Linked DNA regions of Homo sapiens: region 1 is linked to region 2. Evidence: chromatin loops called from intact Hi-C (ENCODE). Cell type or tissue: PC-9. All regions are shown on one strand.

The links. A loop is a pair of places that touch in the nucleus more often than their neighbours do. Peaks named below come from ENCODE experiments on the same cell type or tissue, not always from the same donor. Only the 100,000 strongest peaks of a DNase experiment are listed, where the experiment ranks them.
Region 1: a loop joins it to region 2, with 25 times the contacts of the local background. A loop is called at or near these places in 19 of 110 quality-filtered maps.

Annotation. Positions count from the first base shown.
Region 1 is chr11:19,074,917-19,082,916 of GRCh38, reverse strand. No RefSeq gene overlaps it. Among named protein-coding and RNA genes, the nearest start is that of MRGPRX2, 18 kb to the right of the region's middle. RefSeq lists a silencer at 4,581-4,875. In PC-9, CTCF peaks have their summits at 5,560 and 5,759 (motif pointing left); DNase peaks (open chromatin) are centred at 2,216, 3,076 and 5,336; H3K4me3 peaks cover 529 bases; H3K27ac peaks cover 5,077 bases.
Region 2 is chr11:19,749,861-19,757,860 of GRCh38, reverse strand. The region is part of intron 1 of NAV2 (neuron navigator 2); the gene reads right to left. Among named protein-coding and RNA genes, the nearest start is that of MIR4694, 6.2 kb to the left of the region's middle. RefSeq lists an enhancer at 294-846. In PC-9, no CTCF peak of the experiment used is centred here; a DNase peak (open chromatin) is centred at 4,070; H3K27ac peaks cover 2,314 bases.

The DNA.
Region 1 (8,000 bases), 670 kb after region 2:
AGCAAATATGTTCTGAACATCCACCCTTCTGCACCCAGCTAGTGTGCTGGGGAAAGAATGGTGAGTAGGTAGGCAGAGTCCTGTCTTTCAGGAACTCACAGACCAGCTGAGAAGACTGCTGGCTCCTCATCCAACCCGAGTGAAGCTTCTCAGACTCCACAGTGACATCCTCTATCCACTCATTGGAACAAGAATGATGGGAACTTAGTAAGAGTACCCTAGCTCCTTGGTGGAGGGGAGTTGGGAGTGAAGGAGAGGAGTGGCCCCATAATGAGCTACTCAAAATGATCTTTTGATGTCATTTGTCAGTCGGGTTCCTGGACTTAGCATATGTGCCCAGATTTACTTTTTCTCTACCTACTGCCAGGGAAGTATTGTGGCAACCATTGGCCACATGCTGAACATCTTGGCCTTGGCTTCAGCCATTCATTTAAGGAAGCCTATTAGGGCTCTTCTGGGAGGTTCCTGTGGCCTTTGCTGCTTAAACCAACGTGCCCAAATCTGCAATCTTGCTTCACTTACATCCTTCACATTATGTAGCACATGTCTGAATGCTGCTGACTCCTCAAAGGACAGCTGATGATGAATAAGTCTAAAGTGAAATAAAGCCAATGATTCAATGGAATTGAACTGCAATAAACCGAATGACCCTCTCTTAAGCACTTACAGACAGAAGGTTTTTTTTGTTTGTTTCTTTTTGGTTTTTTGTTTTGTTTTGTTTTTGTCAGGGTCTTACTCTGTTGCCCAGGCTGGAGTGCAGTGGCACCATCACGGCTCACAGCAGCCTCCAACTCCTGGACTCAAGTGATCCTTCCACCTCAGCCTCTCAAATAACTGGGACTATAGGCACATGCCACCACATCTGGCTAATTTCTTGTTTTTGTTTTTGTTTTTGTTTTGTTTTGTAGAGATGGGGTCTCACTATGTTGCCTAGGACATAGTGAGACCCCATCTCTACAAAACAAAACAAAACAGGAGTTCAAGTTGATTGCATGAACTCTTGGGCTCAAGTATTCCTCCTGCCTCAGCCTCCCAAAGTGCTGAGATTACAGGTGTGAGCCACCATCCCTGGCAGAAGTTGATTTTTTAAAAAGGAGGAACATTTCCTGACCCATCTGCTCTTGACCAAATATCCCATGAACTCCTTCCAAAGGTGAGCATTTCTCTGGCATATTTCTGCTCTTCTCTCCTTTAAACTCAGAGGTAATATTACTCCCAGGATCTCAGTCCCTTTTTCTCTCCCTGCCACATCTTCTTTCTGACATTAAAATCAGTCTCTGTCTTTCATATCCACACAGGGAGGAGGTGGGGTTCAGCTAATGAATATTTGAGAAGCCCTTTGAGATCTTGGATGAAAGGTACCTTATAAAATGCAATTAAAAATAATATGGGTAATTACTAGCTGGGCTAATCCCTGTAGGATAATTAGAGAGTTTTCCTCTGGCAGATTCTGAATTCATGCAGAAACTCAGAGTTCAAAAGGCAAAACTGATTTGAAATTTCAGGGGCCACTGGTATGCTTCCTCTGTTCCAGCATCATATCCGTGAGTCTTTTCTGAAATCTGAGGAGCTTCTTAGCAGGCCAGAGCTGGAAAGGATCTTTGAGATGATCTTTCCAAACTCTTTGGATTACAGATGAAGCCACCAAGACCCAGAAAACTGATGTGTCTGGCTTAAAGCTGCAGAGCAAGTGTGGGAGAGCCACAGCTCAGGTCCAGTCCCTAGACACCCCAATTTAGGGGTTCCTGTCACCACTCCTAATCTATAATGTACTCTCTCCAAATCTCTGCATACTGCACAGTAGAGTACTGGAACAAAAGTCACACAGAGTTGAATTCAAATCCCAGCTCTGACACAGATGAAAGCAAAGTAGCTGGCAAGTAAGCCTCAATTTCCCCATGTGTATAATGGGAATAATAACACCTGCCTCATAGGATTGTTGTGAGGAGTCAATGAGTAATGACACGGAAGCGTCTGGCACAAAGCACGTGTTCAGTCAAAGCTGCTGGAATGAATGGAGTCTTTGCAGTCCTGGGGTTTGACCTACAGTCCTTGTTTTGTACAGCTATGTTCAATCTGCATTTATGGGGCACTTACATGCTGCAGACTGTGCTAAGCTCTCCAGTACTTTATGTCATTTAGTCATCACCACATCCCCTCAAGGTCAGCAGTATGAAGTTGAGCTTCAGGTTGGTTAGCTAACTTGTCCAAGGCCACAGCTGAAGAGGAGGCAGGACTTGGCCCTGTGCGCTCAGCCACCACGTGACACTGTCGTCACTTGTGAGAAGAGGAATGCACATTGTTATAACCACAGTGGAGCCCTAAAAGGGTTTTCTGCTGGGATACAGGGGAGGAGTAATGGAGGGAGATTGGGAATGGTTGTAGCCTAAGAGGATCTATTGAAGCATTTTTGTTTCCAGTTATAAAAATTAAATTCTTCTCCTGCATAAGATTTAATTATTCTGAGGAGGCTGCACTGATGAAAGTAGTTAAATTATCTTCTCTGAAAAGATAATCAAGAAATCTGGATTCAGGTCCTGGATCTGCTCCTTAGAAACCGTGTGTCTTGCTCAAGTCCCTCAACGTTTCCATCTCCCCAAGACTTGTGTTCCTCATCTATGTAATGCCTTATCCCACATGGAGTCTTTGGAGGCTCAAATGTGAGTAACATGGAAGTGCTCTGTCAATTGCAACTTCTGTACAAATGAGAATCATTACTTGTACCATTCATAGTTTAGAAGACTTTCAGTCTGAAGGAGGAGATAGCTGGAAGCCCCAGGCTGGGCTACTAATCCAGCACACTTCGCAGGCTGGGGACAAAACACATCACATAATTTATGGCTCTGAGCTCAAATTATTTGGTTGGAAGTAGGCACTTTGGGGGAACAACCCTTTGAAATTTAATTGTAAATTAATGGGTTTCACTTGTTTCAGGTTTCAAATTTTTTTCTGGGCTGAGACCCAAGATTAAAACCTGATGTGTCACATTCTTTCATTCTGTGTGTTTAGAAGAAAACAGGCCCCTGTGAAAGGCTGCTGGGTGAGGCTGGCAAAGGAGGAAGGAGCTGATCCAAGAGTTGTTAATCACCCCCCAACGATTTCCTCATCAACCGAGCCTTTCCCAAGGACTCCCTAGAAACTTGAATAACCAGGAATGTATTCTTCTGAACTACCCTGTTTAAAACGGACAGCTGAGTCATCCTTTCCAGGGATGTCCAGGGCTGACCAAGAGAATGACAGTGGCTAAGGCTATCAGAGCCAAAGGACACTCAGAGGTTGCTCTCTGCAGCCACCCCAGGCAGGGGTTTTTTGAAGAGATGGTCATCTCACACCCCTAGCGATGGGGAACTCACTCCCTCTCATTGTCAGACACTTGCTGGAAGCTGCTCCAGATCTCCAGCCTCCATTTATCTCTGTGTAATTCTCACCCACTGCTCAAGGGTCCATCCTCTGGAGCCACAGGGCCATGTATAGCCCTCTCCACCACCTGCGTCAACCCTGAGACAACCCTTCCCAAGACTAAGTCCTACAAGTTAAAGAGATGGATGTAGCTGAAAATATATATCTTGAGGCATCAGAAGGCTTGAATTCAAATCTCAGCTTAACAACTCATTAGCTTTGTGACTTTGGGAAATTTGCTTAACATCTCTGATCCTTAGTGTACTTATCTTTAAAACAAATACCTTTGGGGATTGCTGTGAGGATCTAACATATAAAGGAAGAGGAACCTAAGGCCAGAAGTAAAGTCAGACCCAAGTGAATACATGGGAAGAAACTATCACACACTCCGGGGAATTCTGTACCGTCTGGTGGCCTAGACCTGTTACACACAGGACTTTACTAGGAATGAAGGGGTGATTCTGCACTAATCCTTATATCCATGCAGTGCAGGGAGTCAAATTAGAGAGCCCTCTGAATAAAGCCAGGACTCAGAAACAGCTATACTCTCTGAGAAAAAGGATGATTGATGAAAAATAAAACAAACAAAACATAAAACCTGCACAGTATAACTAAGCAGCAAGGAAAAGTGTCTGTGTCCACCTTGATTTACAGTAGTTGGGGGAGAAAATAGTGCCCTGAGGTTTCAGTGCTACTGGCTGACCATTGCATAACTAGGGATTCTGAAATGACACTAATTTACACATGGTCTTAAAACCCTCAAGATGATCAATTGAATTTAAGTGGACCTTGAAAAAGAAAAAAATAAAGTGGACTCTGTTCTGTTATCAGTATGTCCTGACGCCTGACAGAAGCAATCAGGAATCTTCCCTACAGAAATGCACCCTCAAGCCAAGCCTTATAGAATTATCATAAGATTCCAAAAACTAGGGGCTCACAATCAAAATGATGTGTGCAAGGAAACAGACCACCATGAATCAGTGGCAGCAGAAACAGCAAATTATAGAACCAGGCCCACAAAGACTTCAGATATTGGGATACATATAGACTATAGAAAAATTATGTTTAATATGTTTAAATAAACATATTAAAGAAAGACTCAAAAGAAGACTCACACCCACATCTTCTGGCATGGTCCAGTGCTCTTTCCACTAATTCAAGAAAGAAAGAATAAAAAATGAGTCAAGAACAAAAGAATATAAAAATGACCAGGCAGATTTGAAAAATAATCCAAGTACCTACTAATGATGAAGTATCTCAAGCTTCCTCTATGAAAGCCAACACACTTCCTATTAGACAAAAATTTAGAAAATGTCCAGTCCACCCCCAGCTATTAAATGCATCCTGTGCCAGCAGCAGGAAACAGTCATAAATATTCTTCCAGAATCATCCTTTTGCCTGACCCATTCCTCTTGTGCTGCTTTTCCTAGCTCTGGGATTCCCTGGATTCCTTTCCCAGTTCCAGGCACCAACTTCTGGCCCTCTTCCTTATCTAGGTGACACATTCAGACACTCCTCAGCTCCCCTCTCAGCTCCACATTTCATGGGGCACCTTCAGTCCAAGTGTGAGGGGGTCTCAAATATGACTGTGCTAGCAGCAATTATTATAAACACGCTACGTGCTACCACCACCATCTGCATGCTTCTTTACAAAATACCTTTTATGTCTATGAAAGCTTGGTCATCCTCACAAATGAAGGAGACAGGTTCACAGAGTTATAGTCATTCAGCTAGAAATGGACAGAGCCAAGACTCAAAAGAAGACTCACACCCACATCTGGCATCTCCCAGTGCTCTTTCCACTAATTCAAGCTACCTCCAATAATAGAGCAATGATGAATAACCAACCAGCACTGTCTGTTCTTTATTATTACATAGGTTAAACCCTCACCTGTTTTCATCAAACTGAACTGAAACCTTCTCAAGAGTTACCCAGTTGGTTGAGAAATCTGTGGGTCATTGCCAAGTACGGTCTTAGGATCAAGGAAATGTTAATTTATGTCCCAATTGTTTGGAGATCACTGGCTACAGTTAGTGGAGACATAAGTACAGGTTCTTTCGGGCAAAAGCCAGCCTAAGCATAGCACACGATGGAGAGGTACCCGACGGGAACGGAGTCCCTATGATTCCCCCCTTCCCCTGTCTCAGGGTAACATCTGAAGTTCCACAGAAAAACATGTTTTAAACTATCAAACAAAACATTAAAAACCTATATAAAAAAAAATGAGAGCATGTGTACCCAGCTAGGTAAAGTGTGCAATTTGAGTCTGTTTTCTGTTCATTTTACTCCGGGAGAGATTGTCTAGACAAAAGCAGAAAAGAAACTTTGTGTGCGCCCTCTTGTGGAGGAGGCCTAGCACTGCAGGGCCACCCCCAGCCAGCCTTGCCCTTTAGAGCTGCTGAATGAGACAGACAAGGGGCTGCCTGCCCATGGAATTTACATTCTAGTGGAAGCAGATGGGGAAAATCCCAAGCAGATAAATGAACAAGATCTTTCCAGATCATGAAAGTAAAGAGCATAAAACAGGGTAATGTAATAGAGTGAGTAGAGGAGGGTGTGGGTCAGGCTACAAGTTGTGTGTTCAAGAAAGGCCAGCTGGGGCAGGGGAGAGGAGATGGCTGAGCTGAGCCCCAAGTGTCAAGAAGTTACCAACCACGGGAAGTTCAGGGCAACCAGCCCAGGCAGTGCCAACGCCTTGAGGTAGGAATGAGTTTGGGGTGTCAAGCACAGAGAAGCCAGTGTGACAAGTGGCAAAAGCAAACAGAAGTATTCCAGTGAGTGAGGATGGAGGGTGAGGCACCTCTGGGAGCACGCATATCATCCAAGTAGGAAAACGGGGTCTGTTTCACACTTTCAGGAGACTTAATTCTCACCCCTGCACCCACCTCCCACAGCCAGTTCTTCAGCAAATCCAGTTGGCTCTGCCTCAAACCATCCACTTTCCTCATCCCTATGGCCATCCCCAGCCCTAGTTATCACCCTCTTCTGCAATAGCTTCCTAGTGGATCTCCTTGCCCCTTGCAAGGCATTCTCCTCTCCACAGAAAAGTGATCTGCTTAATGTAAATGAGAAAATCAGATGGTGCCTCTTCCTTGCTTAGAACTCTCCAATGGCTTTGCACTTAGAATAAACCTCCCCTTAGGTCTGACTTATCCCTGCCTCTGCTCCAGCCACAGTAAACTCTAATCTCTTTCCTGCTTCAGGACACTTGCACTCGCAGTTCCCTACACCAGGAACATTTTTTCCTTGGTTTTTGACAAATCTGGTTCCTTTTCATCCTCCTGGGCTCAGCTTAAACTTCTCAGGGAATCCTTCCTTGACCACTCCATCCAAAGGAGCCCCCAAGTGACTCTCCATCACCTTGTCCTATTGATTTCCCTCATGGCAGCTATGATAATGTGTCATTTTTCCATTTATTCATTATTTTCTTACTTTTCATCTTTTTTCACATTGTATTTGAGGTCCATGAGGGCAGAGACCATAACTCTTATTCACTGCTGGATCCTCAGTGCCTGCAGAGCTCCTGGTATTTGCGTGATATTTGAGGAATGAATGAATGAGCCCTAGGAGGTAGCAGTCAAGATGGAATCTAGGAATTATCTAGCCCAACAGCCCTCAAATTCTGTTTTTAGCACAGAAGCTGTTTCCAAATGGACTCTTACACAGAACCTAAGAATGAAGCAAGACACAGCAGACATGAGCCCTGCCCTCCTGGCTCTGTCTCCATGTCGCCAAGAGCCCTGGCTGAGCCAACGACACTGGCAGCTCTTGAGAAACACCTCCCAGGTGGCTAAGTCCTCATGAATTTTCCCTCAGCCCATGTTTCTCTGACTTCCCCTGTTCTACAAATGAGAACAGAGGCAGAATGGAAAATAATATTTTAAATTGCCATCAGCAGTTTGGGGGGTGGGTAGAGTTAAATATATTAGAGAAAATTTTCATGGGGGAATGTATTTGGGAACACTTCTGGGGTGTGAGTGAGCTCTGTGGTTTTTACTTCAGAGCACCTATGTGGGCTCAGGCACATTTGCAAGAATTTCTGGAAGCCCTGTGTGCCCCAAAGAGGGAGCAGAGACCAGTTACTCTCCTGCCATCCTTTTCCTTCTCCAGAACATTGATGTGCCCTTTCAGGTGCCAGGCAGCACAACTCAGTGGGCACAAAAAGAGGGTGAGTCGGCAGAGGCCTGCTGTCCAGGTGTCCTGGGAAAGTCCTTAGCTGTGTTCACATCATTTATGACCCAGTTCGTATATTCTCAACTCACCTTTTTACCTTGGCCATTGATGTGGCAACCAACTATATGCAAATGTAGCCTGACTGCTGTCCAGAATGTCTCTTGATTTCTGTTTGTTTTTTTTGAGACAGAGTTTTGCTCTGTCACCTAGGCTGGAGTGCAATGGTGCGATCTCGGCTCACTGCAGCCTCCACCTGCCAGGTTCAAGCGATTCTCCTGCCTCAGCCTCCTGAGTAGCTGGGATTACAGGCATGTGCCACCATGCCCGGCTAATTTTTGTATTTTTAGTAGAAATGGGGTTTCACCATGTTGGCCAGGCTGGTCTCAAACTCCTGACCTCAGGTGATCCGCCTGCCTCGGCCTTCCAA
Region 2 (8,000 bases):
TGATCTTCAGCAAATAAATTCTCTAAGCCACAGTTTCCTCATCTGTAAAATAGAGATTATAACAGTATCTCTTAGGGCTTTTGTGCAGATTAAATAGGACAATCCATGAAAAGTACCCAGAACAATGTATAGCACATACCATACCCTCAATAAGTGTAAGCTGTTACTGTGCACCAGATACAGGGCTATTCATGTCCCTTATACCTTCCCATCACACACCATGCAGCCTATGAAGCACTTTCCCAGAAATCCTCTTAGTTCATGCTGCTGAATCTTACGATAAAGAGGAATTACCCACTCTACTTTATAGCTGATAAAACTGGTGTTCAGAGAGGTCAAGCAACTTGCCTAAGGTCACACAGTTAACCCGAGGCAGAGGAGCAAAAGCCTTTAATTCAGAAATTCAAACTCTCTTCTTGTCACCACCCCAGGGTTGCTCTCTTGTGCAACCTGCAGCCCCAGAATCTGAGGACACCTTATGAGGCAGTATGGAGAAACTCTGCCATGCTGCTTGAGTACTCCTGCTAAAAATAAACAGGAGCCCTAGGCCTCCACACACGCGTTGAGGCCAACTGTGTTACTCTCAAGCCCGCTCCCTTATAGGACAGTCAAGGGTTTGGCAACACCACAAAGGCAGATGAAGCCTGTGGTTTCCACCAGGAGAGCAGGCCCAAGGTTCTGGTGCTCTCTCAGCTTCAAAACAACATTAAAATAGCCCCACATTAGATGGGAAAAGGTCAGAGCAGGGCGCTGAAGTGGTCACCACAGGCTTTATCAACAGTTTCCAGCTGGCACAGTGTGTTCTCTGGGCATCAGGGTCTTCCCCGTGGATCAGCCCAGCCCAGCCCAGCTCAGTCCAGCCCAGCAGCCCCTCCTGTTTTGGTCCCTGGCCTTGTCTCAGCCTCTGTCCTCAGAAAGGTTTTCAAAGGTGGCCTGACCAGGCCTTGGCAGCTCTCTCTGTACCAGGGGCAATTCAGGAAAGGGGCTCTGTGCGTGAAGTCCGAGAAATCCAAGGGGCTGGATGCAAATGAAGTAACGGGAAAAACAAACTGTGCTCACCAAAAAGAAACTGGCGCCCTGATCAGCCTTTTTAACTCCCAGCAGGAGCAGATTTGTTGTGACTAATGCATCAGGCTTTAAATAGTTTCACGCGGCATACTGATTAGTCCAAGGCACAACAGAGGCAAATGCAAAGTTTCCAAAAAGAAGAAAAGGCTGCCACTCTCAAAAAACACTCATCTGCTGATGGACGCCCACCCTGTTTAATTCCTTAATAAAGCAACAAGGCATAGGGAGCTGGGTGAGAAAGAAAGAACACGGAGCCAATCAGATTCCTGGGGGTTTCAGGTTGACTCTGGTTATTCTTTCCCTCAGTCACCCTTCATGACTGCCCCTTGCGCGCAGTCCAAATTTCTTGGTAATACCTTCTAGACTCTTCATGAACTGGTCCTGTACTGGTCTGAATAATGTCTTGCCAAAAATTCATGTCCTCCTGGAACCTCAGAATATGACCTAATTTGAAACTATGATCTTTACAGATTTAATTAGTTAAAATGAGTTTATCCTGGATTAGGGTGGGTGTAGGGTAAGTGCCCCTTATAGCAATAATTTAAGCATACCCTTAGAATGACCTTGTCTGGCAGAAACACCTGAATGTGCGTTCTGAGCCAGGGAATCCAGACGTAACCAACCCACAGATTCATTCCTTGCCCATGAGGAACATCTGAGCCCCCATCCCGTCCCATAGAACAAGAGCTGTACAGGAGATTGAGGCTCTGAGCTCTAGGTTAAATGAAAGTTGCCACGTGGAGGTCATTAAGGGGAGGCTGTTAAGTGATGTAGAAACTACAGTCTTTTTGAAAGCAGTTGTGATTTTCCTGCCCAGCCAGCCACCACTAGGCTGTGCAGTTATCTTGTCCAGCCTGCTGCCGCTGGACCATTTCTATATGTAAGGTGGTTGTCCTGTCCAGACTGCTGCCACCAGATTCTCTGCCCTGTAGGTAAGTCCCTAATAAAACTCCATATCGTATTTGCTGGCTCTGGGTCTCTTCTTTGGCCTCTAGAACCTGGTGCCTTCCCTACTGAGAATAATAGGAGTTTAGCACAACATTGGGTTGCAAAGCCAAAGACTGGTGTCCTTATAACAAGGCTATGTGAAGATACAGGAGACACGAAGAGAAGAACACCATGTAAAGATGAAGCCAAAGACTGGAGTGATGCATCTACAAACCAAGGAATGCCAAGAATTGCCAGCGACCTTAGAAGCTAAGAGAGAAGCATAGAGCGAGTCCTTCCCCAGAGGCTCTAGAAGGAACCAATCCTGCCAACAACCAGATTTTGGACTTTCATCAGCCTCTAGAGCTGTGAGATAATAAATTTCTGTTGGTTTAAGCCACCAGTTCATGGTATTTTCTTATGGTAGCCATAGGAAACAAATACAGGTCACAACCTACATGTCTAGCCTTTCTTCCATCAAAGTCACCTTCCTCACAGTCCATGCATGGGATGTAGCTCTTACACATTTTAAAAAAATAGAATGACAGAGTTCAGATTTCACCTCCACCATTTTGGCTGCTGTGTGACATTGGGCAAGCCAATTCTCTTATTTTTAGTTGTCTACTCTGTAAAATGAAGATATTAGAAGGACTGTTGTGGTGAGTTGAATGTGAAAATGTACACGTAACAACAGGGAGACTACATTCGCCATCAGAATTTTCTTGGGGAAGACATTGCATTTGTTTGGAAAGTACAGCTAAATCAACCTCTTGCAGAAGAGTGGATCCCAAGGGCCATGATCTGGACACAATGATCTGGATCATTGATCCTGTCGATTAACACAATGGATCTGTAGTTTGCAAGTTGTGGGTGACGGTGGCAAGAGTTGGCTAACAAAGGGTGAGGAATGCAGAGTTCACAGGAAAGAATCCAGGAGAGAAAAGGGCCAGCAAGGAAGTAAGCGAGGGAAGGAGACAGCAACACTCCTCCATACCACGGTAGGCTAAGGGGAGTTCTCTGAGAAAACAGAAACCTCTAATGGATATTTTCAGTTGCTTGCAGTGAAGTATACAAGATGAGCTCAATCCTCCATGTCCTCTACAAAATAACCAGTCAAATCTAAATTGGGTACCAATATTTTTATAATCATGGATTCCTTTGGTTCAAACTTGTAAATGTATTGAGTTTAGAGTCTGGGTTGTTGTCATGGGGTAAAAATGAAGAAAGCCCATGCAGACACATGAGCTGGAGAACCAGGGACCTGAGTGACATCTGGTTTACTCACTTAAGAAAGTTGCCAGCTTACTGCAGGTAGTCTGTAAACATTATAAATAAATGTTTGCTTCAGCCTCAGCCCTCACCTTCCTGACCATGCCTTGCTCCTGCCTAGGCTTGGAATGACTTATCCTCTTCCTTCACCACTTCTTCATCTGTTTGAATCCTACCCAGCCTTCAAGAATCAGCTGCCTCCTGCACGAAGCCTTTACCCACCTTCCCAGCCAGAAAGGATGATCTTCCCTTCTCCCAACTTTGTGCAGTGTGTTCCCATGTAACAGGCACCTTATTCCTTCTGGAGTTAATTAATAAAAAGCAAAGTTAAAAGTCATGCAGAGGAAGATAAGGGAATATCAACTCAGAAAAAAGAGAAAGGCCCAGAAAGAGGTAGGGAAAGGGGAAAAGTTGGGAGGAAGGGCATTGAAAAGCTCAAATGGCCAACTTTTTTCATGGTCATTGTATCCTGGACTAAGCAAAAGGGACAGAGGGGAAAGGCGATATCTCTAGCAAGCCCTTTTGTAAAGTTGAAATTCAAGCATTTCTGTTGACTCTTGAATGTCATTCTGAAATGCAGTGAAAACAATTGCTATGCTGGTAACGTGGTTTCCTGGAAGCTCTCTTATAGTCATGCGGGCATGAATTACCAAAACCTCCACCCACCAAGCTTTCTCCCCACCCTCCCTCTGAGCAAATAAATACACCAATCATGGCCTAAAATGGGCATTAACCTCAAAGCTGGGACAGGTGAGATGCTTTGCCCCACCCGCCAAGGGCTCCTTAAAGGAGCTCTCCATGGGCCTGGAATGAGGAAATAATTCAATTTGCCTATTAGTGGAGAGGGCAGAAGATAATCAGGGGCTGGGTCCACCCCCACCTGTTCTGACTTCAGCAACTGTCCTGGAGCCTGGGCTACTGGGAGCAGGGGACAAAGGAATGAAAGACACATTTGCTGTTCTCAAGGAGGTCCTCGTGCAGGGGGAGACCAATGAGCAGACAAATACAGTATAGTCTGACTAATGCAATGACAGAGTAGCCTGGAGGTTACTGCAACCCAGAGAAGAGAGCCTAAACCCAAAGAGGAACTGCCTGGGCTGAGCCTTAGACAATGAAGAGGAATTCTATGTCTCCAGTCTATGACTTACTACCACAAATATGCATAATGACCCTTCAATTCATCCCCATTTCAGAGATATCAAAATATAAAAAAATGTATGCTTGGGTGGGGGTGGTAAGAAAAAATCTGTGGAAATAAGATAAAGAGGCTTGAGGGGGAAGGGCTATCCAAACAGAGGGAACAGAATATGCAAAGGCCTAGAGGCAAAATCATGGTCAAGATGAAGGTACCATTCTAATAAGTACAAGTGAAGGACTCATGAAGTGGGGAGTGTCTTACTCAGCTTGGACTGCTATAACAGAATACCGTAGACTGGGTGGCCTAAACAAGAAACATTCATTTCTCAGTTCTGGAGGCTGGAAGTCTGAGATCTGGTGCCAGCATGGTTAGGTTCTTGGTAACGGTGTTCCTCCTGATTCACAGGCAGTTGTCTTCTCACTTTATTTTCACATGGTGGAAAGAATGAGTCTAATACCTTCATCTCCTTATAAGAGCAATAATGCCATCATGGGAGCTTCAGCCTCATGACCTCATCTCAACCTCGTTACCTCCCAAAGGCCCCACCTCCAAATACCATCAGATTGGGGATTAAGGCTTCAACATATGAATTTGGGGGAACACAATTCAGTCCATGGCATTGAGTTTACAATGATTGAAGTGAATAACCATGAGAATAACCACTGTTTGTCTAATACTTACCAATGAGAAATCCCCTCATAGTATTATCTGTGATAATATACAACTGGAAACAACATTCCTGTCCAATGGTCAGGAATGAGTTATACAAATCATGGTACCTTCATACAACTACTTTCTGGCTACTAAAAGTGACTGTGTATAAAAATCCTTAATGACATGAAAAGGTGTTCATGATGTACTAAGTTTTTAAAAATATGGGTCACAAAATATACAGATGTTAATTAGTAGGAAAAAAATGACTAAAAGGAAATTGATCAAAATATTCACAATTTTTATCTCAGGGGTGGGATTGCAGGTGATTATTAATCATCCTTTTCCCATCCCTATGGTTGACATTTTCTATAAGATTTTTGAAATGAGAAAGGAAGTTGAGTGTATGTATATGTGCATGGGTATGTAAGAGTGATTATGCATTTACTGCTGGACATGACCCAAGAAATGCAGGAAACAACATCAGTGTGGCCCTCCAGGTGAAAATAAGTGCACAGGTACCCAGGCCAGGGCTCACTGCAGCTTCTCCCATTGCTGGCTGTTCCCTGAGTACCCTCGTGTGGGCTTTGCCAAAGGTCACACTCAGCCTCCACCATTCTCTTACACAGTTTAAATGACACAGGGACAGTCACCTTCCAAGATGGGGATGTAATTAGTTCTTGGGGCCAAAGGTTCCTTCTGAAAATGTTTGATCTATTATCTGTCTGCAAATCAGCACCAACAAATATGACTGTTGGCCTATTTTCAGAGGGACGGTGAGAACATGAAAGAAGAGGCTCCAAGGTGGAAAGAAGATGGTTTTAGACTTTGAAGATCCTACGAGATCACAGAACCAAGGAGAAAGCCCTTTGCCTTTACTGGTGAATGTGTGAGCTAGTAGTTGACCACCTGGGTCAAGTCTAAGAAAGGTGGCATGTGGAGTAGAATACAGCTGAGATTCACTTATTTTCCTATCTAATCCCTCTCTGCTCTCTACTCTGAAGCTACAACAGTGAACAGGGACAGCTCCAACCTTCACAGGGCTTGCATTCCACTGAAAGAGAAGGACAAAAAGCAAATACGTGCTTTGAAAACAGGTAGTGATACATGCTATGAAAATAAAGGAAGAGAGTAGAGAATATTGGGGTGCTAGTTTAGATGGGTTGGTCAAGAAAGAGCACACATACTAAAGAAGTAAAGGAGCAAGCTCGTGTTTATCGGTGGAAAAGCATTTAAGACAGCAGGAACAACAATAACGGCCCTGAGTTGGGAGCATGCTTGAAAAACTTGGAAAACAGTAAGGAAGCTGATGTGGTTGGTGTGGAGTGAGATCTGGGAAAACTTCTGGGGGCATCCTTCTCTAGCTGGCGGGGTACGGTCTCTATAGATATGGGTACCCCACACCTTGCTACCATCCTATGTACCAGACCCCTGGCAGCTGCTTTCTCCTACTCATCATCTCCAGTCTAAGAGTAAATGAGTCACTGAAAACCTGTCCTTGTTGACTAGCAGTATGAGTATTGGTTAAGAGCTCAGACTCCGAAGTCAGAGCCCTGGATAAAAGTCCCAGCTCTGTCACCTCCCTGCTGTGTGCCCTTGGGTAAGCTGCTTAGCTAATATGTAAGCTAAGTGGTGCGCTGGGAAACTGGATCTTCTTTGGGAGGAAAGGGGATAAAGAAATGCTCTGATTTGTAGCATTTGCCAATTTCCATGGTGTAAATACTCTTGCTATAGTCTATTTTTAGCTAGCAACATGATGTCACTGAATGTGAAATTGGGAAGAGATGCACACAACTGGCTCTCAAGAGATAGTACCAGCCAGCCTCAGCATACCATTGCCTCAGTGTCTTCATCTGCAAAATGGATTTCATCTTATAGAGTACCTGGTGGGAATCAGATGAAGCATACATAAAAAGCACTTAGCACAGTGTATAGTATATAGCTAATGCTCCACAAATGAGAGCAGCAATGCCGACTCAATAAGGATCCTGAATTCCTGTGTGGCATTTGTGTATAGAAATGAATTCTCAAAGGGAAAGGGCCAAGAGGAGCCTGGGACCCTATTCTGACTCTGTCTCTGCCTCCTTTTGTGACTGTGCAAGTTGTTTTCCCTCTCTGGTCTTCAGTTACTCTATCTGAAGTGAGAGATAGAACTCAGTATAAAGCCCCTTCCACACGGGACATTCTATAACTTCCTACTTTGGGGAATGCTCTGGAAGCAGCATTAACAGAGTGGGTGAGGGCTCCCAAGGCAGCAGGAAGGTGGGATAGAGTTAGCCATATCTCACTAATATTAAAACTACCTGGACAGAGGTGGCAGATGTGTTCAGAGTCTAGGACAGCAAGCCTGAGTGAGTTCTTTACTGGCAACGGCCAAAGCATTGTTTGAAAGGTCAAGGGAACGACAGAAAAATACCTGGGGAGAAAATGAGACACATGGCAGTTGTGAGAGAAAAAGATGTGTATAAGTGAGAAGGTTTGGGACTGATAGATTTTCAGAAAATGTCTTTAATCAACATTTTAGAAACGAAGGCCATTTCTGCCAAACCTTGCATGTGAAGAGAGAAAAGAATGCAGAGGAGCTGTTGATAAAACTGGGGGTGAGATGAGCATACCAGAAGCAAAAATGGAAAATGAAGGTGAAAATGATCAATGTCCTCTAAGACAATCCTCACCCAGACACAGGCAAGGGAGAGCGAAGAGGTTCGTTAGAGAAATCAAGTAATGCCGAACTTTATGGAATTGAGAACTGACTTTGCAAAGCTGAATTCTTTGTGCTTCCAATGTCCTCATTAGAATCCCTTTGAAGTACATCAGAGTATAATTTTCAAGAGTCAAGAACAAAGCTTCATCTAGCCATTGGCTCAAATGGCCCACCAGCAGAAACAAAGTATCTGAATGCTCTGCTCCCTCAAAGCCATAGACGTGAGGCAGGCCTCTCCGCAGA